Linked DNA regions of Homo sapiens: region 1 is linked to region 2. A link is a contact called in ENCODE Hi-C or POLR2A ChIA-PET data. All regions are on one chromosome and are shown on one strand. Each heading gives the region's core, a stretch centred on a gene start or an enhancer-like site at or near the end of the contact. The rest is flanking DNA. Distances are from core to core; before and after follow the strand shown. Region 1 has its middle 130 kb from the start of LINC01931. Region 2 holds the start of RND3 (Rho family GTPase 3).

The links. A loop is a pair of places that touch in the nucleus more often than their neighbours do. ChIA-PET counts read pairs that join two places held with the same protein, here RNA polymerase II (POLR2A). Pooled maps may share reads with other maps.
Region 1: a loop to region 2 is called in a map of ascending aorta, with 4 times the contacts of the local background. The contact joins the enhancer-like site here to the promoter of RND3 in region 2. A Hi-C loop is called at or near these places in 12 of 168 maps with a recorded cell type or tissue (Caco-2, Calu3, HCT116 and 9 more) and 7 of 50 pooled maps. POLR2A ChIA-PET finds 5 or more read pairs at or near these places in 2 of 52 experiments (MCF 10A and PC-9).

What each region holds. Positions count from the first base shown.
Region 1 is chr2:149,988,108-149,993,902 of GRCh38, reverse strand. No RefSeq gene overlaps it. Among named protein-coding and RNA genes, the nearest start is that of LINC01931, 130 kb to the right of the region's middle. Within about 2 kb of position 4,287, at least 7 of the 41 ENCODE cell types and tissues checked have a DNase peak (open chromatin) inside an H3K27ac peak, as active enhancers do; they include PC-3, PC-9, ascending aorta and 1 more, where a contact is called at or near this core.
Region 2 is chr2:150,484,170-150,490,334 of GRCh38, reverse strand. It overlaps RND3 (Rho family GTPase 3), which reads left to right and starts at 2,668. Exons shown (of 6, transcript NM_005168.5): 1 at 2,668-2,786; 2 at 2,880-3,067; 3 at 3,554-3,641. The coding sequence starts at 2,918.

The DNA.
Region 1 (5,795 bases), core at 3,038-5,537, 500 kb after region 2:
ACAGGCCATGTTGCCTTTAGTACAAAGCTTTTGGTGTTTGTTGATGGGGAGGGTGTCTTAGCATCCAAATGAGAAGAGGAACATTAACCGCAGGTTATTTGCTCTACAGAACGAACACATGAAAGCAGACAAAACACACCTTCCGTAGACTGTTTTCATTAAGATACTTAGTTTTAAATTCAGTGGGTTTTTCCCTTTATTTCTTTTTTTCTTTTTTAGTGGTTGCTTAACAACAGTACATGAATCGTGACTTGCAGAAAGTTAAAATTTCTCTTTTGTTTGGGTAAAGTATTTTAAAACTCCTTTGTGGAGTTTAAATCTTAATATTGCCAAGTATAACCAAAACTTTCCCAGAATTCTGTAGTCTGTGGCTAAAAATAGGAACCCATAGATATGACTGTTCCAGTGCTGCTGGCACCTCATCCCCAAGTGTATAATGTAGGCTGGCCTTAGAGCCCTCTCCTTCCCAAATCCCCTGGTGCTCTGCCCCAAGGACAGATCTCCCACAAGGCCACAGGGACTCTAGATGCTGGCTTCCTGATGGGTTCAGGACACACTATTCCAAAATATGGCAACTCAGCTTTTGAGGAAATAGCAGAAGCAGGAAGGCCACTCTCGCCTTCCTTTCATCCTTTTTCTTCCCTAAAGCAGGTCATAAGACCCTCAATAGAGGGTGCCCTCCCTATACCCAGAGGAAACGTGCATCCTTATCCTGAAGACAGAGGAGAATCTGAACAAACAGGCCTTGCTATGATGCCCTTAGTTTTTTCCCATACCCTTCTGTCTTATCATATTTCTCCATGACTGTCCACTCTTCATCAAACCTTATGTTTCCCTGTTTCTTTGTGTTTTCATCTCTGAAGTCTCCAATGTCACAGAAAGCTTCTATTAAGTAAATCTATATGCTTCTCACTTGTTAATCTGTCTTTTCTTATGGGAGTTTCAGCTATGACCTTAAGATTGAAAGAAAAGACATTTTTTTCCTCCCCTGCATGCTTCAAGCTTAGTTGAGTGGACACTTCACAGCTGCCAACAACTCTATGAAAAACAGCTTTTCTGCCTGCCATCTCCTTTGGCTACCAAGGCTTGTAAAACCCTCAAGTCTCCAAATGCACTGAGTTCTCTTGAACTTTCACAATGCTGAAGATAAGATGAAAGAAAGCCATTTTCCCTAATTCTGGACCTCAAGTTAGCACAGTTAGCCCAAATTTTATAAAGGCTTTTGTGAAAAAATCCTCTTGGCCTCTACCTGCAGAAAGCTCATGCATTAGTCTAGTTGATCTAAGCAGAAGGAGACAAATATAAACCTCTGTACTTCCTGTTTCTCCTCCAGGGAACTGCCCTCAAAACTTACTCTTCCCAAGTTCTCAATAGCACTATCTCTTCACAATGCACACCAACTTATGCAGAAGATGTACAGATCATTAGTTTTGCAGGCACAGCCAGATTTTCTTTCCCAGTTGAGTATTAGCCAAAATGCTCCTGCTACTTGAGAATGCATGTATCCTAGGCACTAAGCCTTAACTATTTTCAAAGTGTGCATATGATTTATAACAAAGTAGAAACAAATGTGCTTGTATTCTGTAACATTTCCTACCTTGGGATGTTGCACATGTCATTTATTCTGAGAAAAGAAACCTAGTCAAGAACCTGACAAGGAACCTTCACAGGTCTAGAATGTCAACTCTGAGAATCTGTCCTCTGAACAGCCTTCAGCATGACCCAGGAAACCTGGATCTCATGGATAGTCGTGGATGATCATCTGGTATCTCAGACAAGATCCCTCGTTGATCTTTTCAAGGTAGTTAGATTAGGTATTTTTAGATTCCTTCCAGTGCTAAAATCCTATTATTCTATTAATCTAGAAGCTTTTTATAAAGCTTTTCAACAAAAATAAAAATAAAGCTTTTCAAAAATATGTATTTTTTTTTTTTTTGTTGATACTGCAGGGGAACCAAAATACTTGCATTGGAAAGGGTTAACAAAAAGAGTCACACAAAGATAAAGCATCAATAAATAGAAAACTTGCCAGCATAAAGCTAGAGAAATGGCCTTGGTATCTAAGGGACAATCACTTCTTTAAACATAAGCTCCAAGGTCCTGCCAGAAATTCAGTATCCGCATTTTTGTGGTCTCCTTTCTCATAGATTATTATCTTTGGATGCTCTTCTGGTGGGTGGTCCCTTGTGCATAATGGAGACTGTTGATTCTGCAATAGGGCTTGACTTAAAATAATTATGAGTTTGGAATTTTCTAGTACTTAAGGCAGATTTCCTTTTCTAAGAACCTCCCTGTTTTACTTAACCTCCAAAAGGAAGTTTGGAGTACTGCTGGTAAATCAACTTGCTTTTTACTGGGAAATTCCTAGTTTGCCATTTAAAGTTGGCCATTTGCTTTAAAGCAAATTATCAAAGCAGTGGGGCACTTACCTGTATCTTGTTCTCTTAGTTTCAAACGACAGACAAGTTATGGATCTTCTCTGAGGATGCTGGTTCATCTTGGTTGTGATTAACATGAGATGGATTTTATATACTGACCTAAGTGAACTATGCTCCAGTCTTTTAAAAGTTAAGGTTGGCCAAGTTTGGCTGCCGAACAAAGTCACAGTGACCTTCTTTTTAATCTTACATGTACCCTTAAGGTATTAGATAACTGATTAGATATTAGGTATAATATTAGATAACTTAAGGTATTAGATAACTGATTAGATATTAGATATGAATTAGATATTAGATATGAATTAGATAACTGATTAGGTATTAGATATAAATGAGAGGTATTAGATACGAATGAGAGATACTAGATATGATACTAGATATGAATTAGATATTAGATATGAATTAGATAACTGATTAGGTATTAGATATGAATGAGAGGTGGTTGCCCCACTCTAAAACAGAGGTTTGCAAACTACAACCTATGGCTCAAATTGAGTCTGTGGCTTGTTTTTGATAATAAAGTTTTGTTTGAACACAGCCACTCATTTGTTTACATATTATCTGTGGCTAATTTCATACATTGGCACAGTTGAGTAGCTAGTTGCAAAGGACAGAGACTATGTGTCTTGTAAAGCGTCTAACATATTTACTATGTGTCCCTTTACAGAAGAAGTTTGAAGACCCCTATTCTAAAATAATCCCATATGGAGACTGCCGAAAAACCAAAGGCTGAAGTTTTAAGAACTCTGACTTCTGAACAACATTTGATTGTGTTTGCTGTATTTAGAATAGTGTTGTCAAAGTTGAGTTTCCTAGAATGCTTGCTAGTTCTGCAGAATGTCACTAGATCTAACAGAAGAAAAGGGGAATTACAGTCAAATTTGGCAAATTCTGGAATAAGCCAAGTGAAACAGATTTAGTCTTTGTAGCCCTTTTCAGGTCACCAATATATATGACAACTCTACAAAAGAGGATTAGATACAGAATTTCATAAGTCACTTAGTCTTAGAAAACTTTCCTTTTTATGAGACCTTATAGAGTTAATGTTTAAGGAACATACTGTGGGAAAGATGATTTGTTTAGAGCACCAAAATCTGATCATACATTAGATTACCAAATGTGTGTGTCTTCAAGAATGCTTAACTTCAACAATAAGCTGGTTAACAGGAGAAAGGTGATTATCACAGATTTATTTTTACATAAAATTTGAAACTTTCAGTAGCAGTTAGCTCCTCACTGAGAGTGCATTAGGGACAATGTTATAGTGACGTCGCTATGAAGACAGAGCAGACTCGAACTCCATACACGAGACTTCACCTCAATGCAGAGAAATTCTCAGGCCCTTTCTTCACCCCTTACATTTTAAAAAAGCAGAAAGTTAGTGTTCAAATCACAGCCCCCAGTGAATGTTGCTTACTTCTGACCTGAGCACTTAGTATATGAAGGTTATGTGGGTGTCCAAAGGTCTAGGAAAGCCTTATGTGTCCTCTGGGGAAAGTTGCAACGAACAATAGAAAAGTTCCTGAATATCGGGAAATGTTTTCCCAAGATCAAGAGATTTATTGGTATGTGGGAAAGATTCCAAAGCAGCTCTGTTGGCTGAAACATTTCAATTTTGACTGCTAGCTGCCAGTGCCAGTTTTGTTAAAGGGCAATTTCAGTGCATTGGCACACAATGACCTAGGCTGCCTGAGTAACTTAGAACCAGTTAAATTGTGATGATGTTTCCAAAGGCAGAGTTTATTTTGCCAGCACACATATTTTTGAAATTCCTATTGACATTGTCACCTATTTGCCTAACTAAGAAGGTTATTGATAATGAGCCAGGTATGTGTTTGCTCAACCCAAGCAGGACTTAGAAACCAAAACAATTATTCCCCAGTTCAAAGAATCAAAGATTTGTCAGCTCTAGTGAATGACTTCCACCTTAAAGAATACTAGGAATGTGCCTGCTTGCCTATAGAATGACTGCTTTTACACTGGCTGATGTTTTTGCAGCCATATAGAACAGTAACCTTTGCTTAGTATGGGGGAAGGAGCTGAAAGGGATCAGGGTATGCCACCCCAAAATATGTCACTTTGGCATAAGAATTATTTTTGTGATATTTGTTGATTAGTGAATTTATTTAGTAAATATTTACTGAGGGCAGATGTCAGACCAACCATATGTCAGACAATGTGCTTGGTGCTAAGGATAAAACATTCAAAATAACAAACAAACATCCCTGTCCTCAAAGAGGCTTTAATTATGTTGGGAGAAATAGATGTTTTAAAATAAACATATTGTATATAATGAGCCAGGAATGAGGGACTGGGAATGCCAGAGGGATACAATGTCAAATAATGCCCTGGGAGAAGCTACCATTTGAGCAAAGATCTGCAGGAGGCAAGAAAAAGAGCACTGAGACTGTCTAGGGGAAGAATGATTCAGGCAATGGGACCAGCAAGGACAAAGGGCCTGAAGTGAGAGCATGATCAACATATTTGATCCTGAATGAGGAGGCTGGCATTAGTGGAGATGAGCAGGTAGACAAGTGGAGGTAAAGAGATGAGTGAGGTAATCAGTTTCCCTTCAATGCTGCTGTCCGTCTGTCCTCATGGCTCCATTTTCTTTGGCCACCTCTCTTGTCAGTACAGGTGAGCAACCTTCCACTCTTCTAAGTTACCTCGCCTATATGCTGGCAGTAGAGTTCATGTTTCACCTTCTCACGTGTATCTATGCTTTCTTTTCTAACCATGTTGAATTTTTAAAATAAATTGAATGATCATAGTAACAAGACAAAAATATAGTAAAATACTCAAGAGAGGACACATTGGAGCAAATAGACCTGGGTGCAGTTTCTGGATTCACGACTTCCTAGATAGGTCATCCGGGATGAATTATCCAAGTTTGCTGAGCTCATTTCCTCATTGAATGTCTAAATCAGGCAACATACATAGTGCTTATCACAGGCGTTGGCACATGGAAAGTGCTCAATAAATTTAGATTTCCTTAAAGAGTCAGGCAGACTAAAGTTCCAGAATCATCTCCCAACCCACACCACAACCACAACTTTACCAACATCACTCCAATTGCTGATAATGCATACTGGTTCTACTTTGTGGTACTCTGCATAGGATGTGTGTTTATAAAGAGACAATTTGCATTGCTCATGGTAGCACAGAAGTGCCTTGACTAATGGAAACCCTTCATTATTCCAAAAGCAACTTATAGCCATATTTCTCTGATTTTATCATTCCTTCCCTACTCAGAACTCAATCAAAATCTTTGAAATCTTTGAAATTTATGATGGTAATTATTTACAAGTATTTATTATTTAAAGAATTTTGAGACTGATTTTCCTGACAGATGTTCAA
Region 2 (6,165 bases), core at 1,419-3,918:
CCATGTTTTCTATGAAGAAAAACATGGGGTGATCTTACTTCTTTATTTACTGTCTATCTCCTGCCTGGAATGTATGCTTTTTGAGAGTAGCAAACAGATCTGTCTTGTTTACTGCTCTATCTGCAGTTCCTAGAACAGTGCCTGGTTTACAGCAGATGCTGAGTAAGTAATTGTTAAACTAAATGTTAGATGAATTTTAAAATATATTAAGTATCCACTTCACACTGAACACTAGAGATTTTAAAAAGGAAAAGGAAGAATGTTTACCCTAGAGGGATTCAAATCCTGGTGACTTCAGGCAGTTGGTTTTTCTACTCTGTTATACATCCATTAAATTTTGCTCAGCAACTGGCAGATTCCTGGAAATTCAGGTCACCTGATTTCCAAAAATAGTCATCCACTATGATTCCAGATGATTCTATGGTGAAGTGATTATGCATCTTGTTTTGCCTGGGATAGACCCTGTTTACCTCTGTTGTCCAGCCACAATCATTGGTAGTGCCCCTTTTGCTCTCAAATCCCAGCTTAGATGATAAATTATGTGGTTACCCTATTCATTGATCAGCCAATTCATAAACATTCTTAATTATTTCTGTTAAAGTGATTTAACCATATAAACTACATCAATTCTGAAATATGGGAGGTCAAATCATATCTCTGGAAAGGGGTAATTTCATTAAGTTAAAAATAAGACAAAAGATAGGATGGACACAGCTCCAATTAGTGAGTCCACCAATGAAGCCAGAATTTCTCAAGACACATTCAACAGTTCTGAAAAGTGCAAATAAGATTTTACATGCAAACTATAACACAGGTCAAGGACTCTTTATTGTGCCAGAAACCATTCTGCAAACGTCACTTGCATTTCCTCATAATTACCATTATGACTCCTATTTTACAGATGATGAAATTGAGGCTCAGAGAGGCTAAATAATCCATCCAAAGTCATACAGAAAATGTGAAGTTGGGGACCCAAATACACCTCTTTGTGATCTCCTGCCCCAACTACTATGCCCATTGCTCTTTAAACAAGTAAACAAACGTGAATAATTTGATTAATGTTTCCTGTGTTAAGTAGTTTTGGGAAATGCTAGGTTAAACTATGTTAAATAGTCTGCTTTTCTCTGGGATTTTTAAATGTTTGTAACATTAGTGTGCTTGGCGAATCTTCAGTGAGTGATGTGGGTACAGTGTCGCCCTCACTAATTGGGCCATGGCACCCTTTGTGTCAGGAGGGAACTAAAGCTCAGAAGAACAAACATTGGCAAAGGCTGCTCTAGGAACCCTAGCAGGGCCAGCAACCCGCTTCTCTGTGGGTCAACCCTCCCCTTGTGTAAACACAGACCCACCGATGGAGTCTGAGTCAATGATCTTTGAGGGGGCTCCAATTTTCTCAGCCCCAAATAGGACATCATTCCTGGATCCCCTAGGCTTCAGGGGCCCTACCAGTCCACTACTTACATCAGTGCTTTTGACAACTCTTCATTGTGCCTTTTCACTTCCCATGTTAAACTTTCTGATTTGTTTGTTTTCACCTTATCTTCTCATTTACAAGCCTAGGAGTCTCCACAGGGGACCATATAAGCTGGTTTTGGCCAGTGTGCTACTACATTGTAACAATTGAAACCTCCTGAGCATTTAGGGTGCAGGAGCTGAAGATGAGAAAAAGAAAGACTTCTCATAGAAAAAGAACAAATGTGCGGGCTATTCTGGTCCTTTCTAAGATTTTTGCTTGCGGGGAAGAGTTGGAGGGCTAGGGAGATGGATGTGGAGGAGGACAGAAGAGAGGGTGGAGGGTTGTATCTGCATTTTTCAGCTAAAGATGTTTGTGCCTTCTGAGTCCAGTCTAGGGTGCTTTGATTCCGGGAAGATGGAGGCTATAGATAAAGAATTAATAGTATCAAAATCTGCCCCCCCACCAGTCCCCTCACTGCAAATGTGGGGAGGTGCAACTAAGCTGACAAGTGTTTGGGTCCCTAGCGCAGTAGGGTTGAGTTTCCAATGGCCTTTGTCACTCAGTCATGGGCATCTTCCACTTCTCTTTCTTCTCCCCTCCCACCTCCTGTACCCACCCCTCGAAACCTTTCTGCCTCCACTTGTACGACTGAAACTGACAGGTTTCAGAAGCCAGTCTACTACCGTGACCCAGGCAAGCCTGTTCTTGCATCTGGAATAAAGAGGCTGATCTATTGGTCCATGGCCTATGTACCTGATACAAACCATTAAAAAAAAAAATAGAACCACTCAACTATTCTCCACCCAAGATTTGCTTCCTATGTTTTATCACTGTCCTTTAACTTGGGTGGGAAATGTTTTTGTTTTCATAAATGCTCATGAGGCTTCTACAGATAAGCCCCTATTAAACTATATTTAAAGGGATTGTAGTTCAAATCAGTATGCACAGATACCAGTTTCCCACCTTGCCCTGTGGACTTGTCAGCAAAGCATCTTTGGGATCTTCATGTTGTCTAAGAGCCTTGGTCTAAAATAGATCCCGAATGGGCACCCTAGAGGGCGCACTGCTTACATTTTCGGCATGCAACGCCAACAGCGCTCGCTCCCAGGCTCCATAAAAGGGGAGGAGGCAGATCAGTTTCCTCCTCTCATTGAGAAAGAAGAGGATTGGAAGGCCGGGCGTATAAAGCCGCGCAGAGAGCGTGAAACAAAGCAGTCGGCTCGGAATTGGACTTGGGAGGCGCGGTGAGGAGTCAGGCTTAAAACTTGTTGGAGGGGAGTAACCAGCCTGCTCCTCTCGCTCTCCTCCTCGTCTGCGCCGCGTTTCAGAGGTTGCCCATCAGCCTTGTGATTTATTTTTATATCTGCTTTTTATAAAGAGAGAAATATATATATATATATATATTTTTTTTTTTCTTCTTAAGAGAAAATTCCTGTTCCAAGAGAAAATAAGGCAACATCAATGAAGGAGAGAAGAGCCAGCCAGAAATTATCCAGCAAATCTATCATGGATCCTAATCAGAACGTGAAATGCAAGATAGTTGTGGTGGGAGACAGTCAGTGTGGAAAAACTGCGCTGCTCCATGTCTTCGCCAAGGACTGCTTCCCCGAGGTGAGTGTGGCCGGCCGCGGCTTCCACGAGGGGGTCGGCCAGTGGGATCCCAGTCCCGAGGTGGGCCTCCCCGCTTTCATCCGTTTTCCCTTAAAAAAAAAAAAAAAGAAAAAAAAAAGTCTTTCTCGGTCCTTACTACTTTCCCCTGATTAGACTGCGGGGAAAGGGAAAGTGCGCTGGAAGCTTTTAGGGTTGGGACGCGCCTGCACATGGGCTGGTTAGCTCCTGAAACTTGTTCGTTCCTGTGTGCATAACCTGGGGTTGGGAGATTCGGGTCAGCAGATCTGTGAGAGCCGGGTGGGGTGAGTGGGGAGTAGGACAGGGGTTTCGGAAAGGGTCCATGTGCTTAGTGTGTGGTCTGATGTGTGAAGGTTTTCTTTCTTAACTGGGGAGCGGGGAGGGGAAGGGTGTTCAATGGGTGTCGTGCGTTTAAACGTAACCTCTTTGCCCTCTTTCCTTCCTCTTTTGCCCATTTTGTCTATCCAGAATTACGTTCCTACAGTGTTTGAGAATTACACGGCCAGTTTTGAAATCGACACACAAAGAATAGAGTTGAGCCTGTGGGACACTTCGGGTAAGAGTGGGAGGACCGCGTGGCGCTTGGGGCGGGTTTCCAGTCGCTGGGGGATGCGCGGCGGGTCTCGGGAAACCGCGCGCTACAAGCCGTCTGCGCCCCTCCCAAGGGATTCCCACGGTCCCTGTTGGGCGAAAATTGTATCCCTTCTGGGTGGGGGCGGCAGACGACAGCGTGGACGAGGAGATAGCAGTGGGGAGAGGAGAGCGCTGTGTGCCCGCAGGGTGACCCCGCGGTTGGAGCCACTAGTGGCCAGGCGCAGTCCGCCCGCGGAGTCGTGGTCAAGTCGCCTTGGGTCGGCCGAGGTGGCCCGATACTGTGGGGTGTTGCATGGGCGCTGCGTGCGCCTCGGCGGAACCACCCGGCTCAAGGCGGGCGCCCCTCCTAGATCTAACCTGCTGGTTGGCGGGGAGGCGGGGAGCGCCGCGGGGGTGATGGGAGGCGGGAGAAAATCCCAGAGGCGACGCGGTTACGTGCAATTGCCGCTGTTGAGGGAAAGAAACTGAGCGCAGGCAGCCGCGGCGCCCGTGACGCCTACACCCAGGAATGCGCTGGTGGCGCAGGGGCCGGGCAGCAGCTGAACCTCCTCTTCGCGCTGCCGGCCGCCCGCGGTGCCTCGGTGCCCACCTGTACCGAGCTTTTCCCTTTTTCCCCCACTCCATCCCAGTGATCACGTCCGTTTCCCCTTCACCACACCAGCCCCTCCTGACCTCTATTGCATCCCCCACTCGGCTTGCCTCCAAGGCCGCGGGCAACACTATTCGCCTTTGACCTTCCAGTCTACTTGAATTATTGGCGCCGCGGTGGGTTATATTCATGGGTCTGAGGTTCAAGGCCGGGTTATTGCTTTCCCATGCGCCCACCCACCTACCTGGCGCGCGGTGGTAGGGAGGGCTAGGTACCCTCCCGGTGGGAAGGCATCCGGCCCCCCGGCTGAGTTAGGGGTTTAGGCCAGGTCAAAGGCCGGGGAGTGGCAGGGGGGCACCATCTGAGGTCTTGGGCTGGGACATAGGCACCCGCCGCCCTAACCAGCGGTGTCTAGCGAGTTTGTTTCCAAGAAGGGTGTCGGCTATGGAAAAGCAGGACCCACTGGGAAGGCTGGGTAAAGGCCCCTGCGCTTAGGGCTGGGAATTTAGCAAGGAGCTGGGTTGCTGGCGGACCGAGCCAAATCCGGGTGAAACTGGCGAGGAGGAACGCGCAAGTGCCAACAAGCAGGTTTGCTGTTAGGCGGGGAGGCCCCGAGGTGGAGCCGCGCCCAGCGGGGAGTGGCCTCGTGGAGGTGTTTCTGTGAGCTTCCCACAGAACCGCTGGGCTTGAACCGCTGGAGCCCCCGAGGGACGCGGGGGTTCAGAGAGCAAGAGGAAGGAACCAGACTGACAGGGTCGCCAGAGGCAGTCCCAGCACAAAGGCAAGCGAGAAGTCTCGCACGAGCGAGCGCCTCTCATGGTCGGTGCCAGATGCTCCGACTGCTGCAGTGAGAAGGGCTGATTTTGTTTCCCCCTGGAGTCAGGCTCTTTCTCAGCCGTTCCAAGGGCAGCAGAATCAGGACTTTGCCGCCGTGTTTTCTGTTGGGGATGGTACACAGACTCGAAACTCTGGAGAAGGTGTTGGTAGACAGAATTCAAGTGGTTCCTTATTTCAGTAGTTCCTATCAGAATTATTTTACAGCCTGGTACTTAATGGGCTCTGATTCCCAGACATATCATGGTATGTATTTGTTATGCCTACTGGATGGCACAGCTGGTGTGGTACCGATAATAAGCACCAGTACTCCCTGCCCCAACCGGCAGCCCTGTTTGGACCTAATGCACGATAAAAATTATTTTGGCACGGGGTGGAGCAGTGTGTCTGAACCAGTCGTTGATACAAAGCTGTGTTTAGATCTTAGCTCCTGGTTACCATGGATTTCTGTGTGCAAATCCCCTATCTCCCTGGGTCTCATTTTCATCATCTGTAAAAAGAGGACACTGAGCTAGATGATGTGCAGGATCTCTCCCAGCTGTACACTTCTTGGCTTTATTACGCTGGACAGGCAGGTCTTTTTGTTTCCCAGGATGTTGGTTGGCTTCAGCTCTTAGTCTTAGGGGATCTGGCATCCCGTGCTGGGGTTTTCACAGCCTGCAAAGCAAGCCAGGTTCTGGGCAGAGCCAGGCTTCCTGGTGGATTTAGGAATGAAACCCATCTGGACAGGGAGGGGGAATGGGTGGGCTTATAGGAATGCTGGGCTATACATTTCCTATCTCAAGCTTCAAGAGTGACAGGACCACCAATGGATATTTCGGAATAGATGCCTAAAGGGCTAAATTGATTCTTTTAGGGGAGAAAAGGCACATTGTTTGATAAAGGCTAGAACATAAACCAAAATGTGGGCAGTTTGTAGTTGGAGGCTGTCCTTCGTATGTGCAGGTAAATACCACTTCAGGTATCTTCATGCATTTAATCAAAACTCTGCAGTTCGTAGACTCTGCACACATAGCACAATGCCTTGCATACAGCAGTTATCCAATAAAATCTGATGAATGAG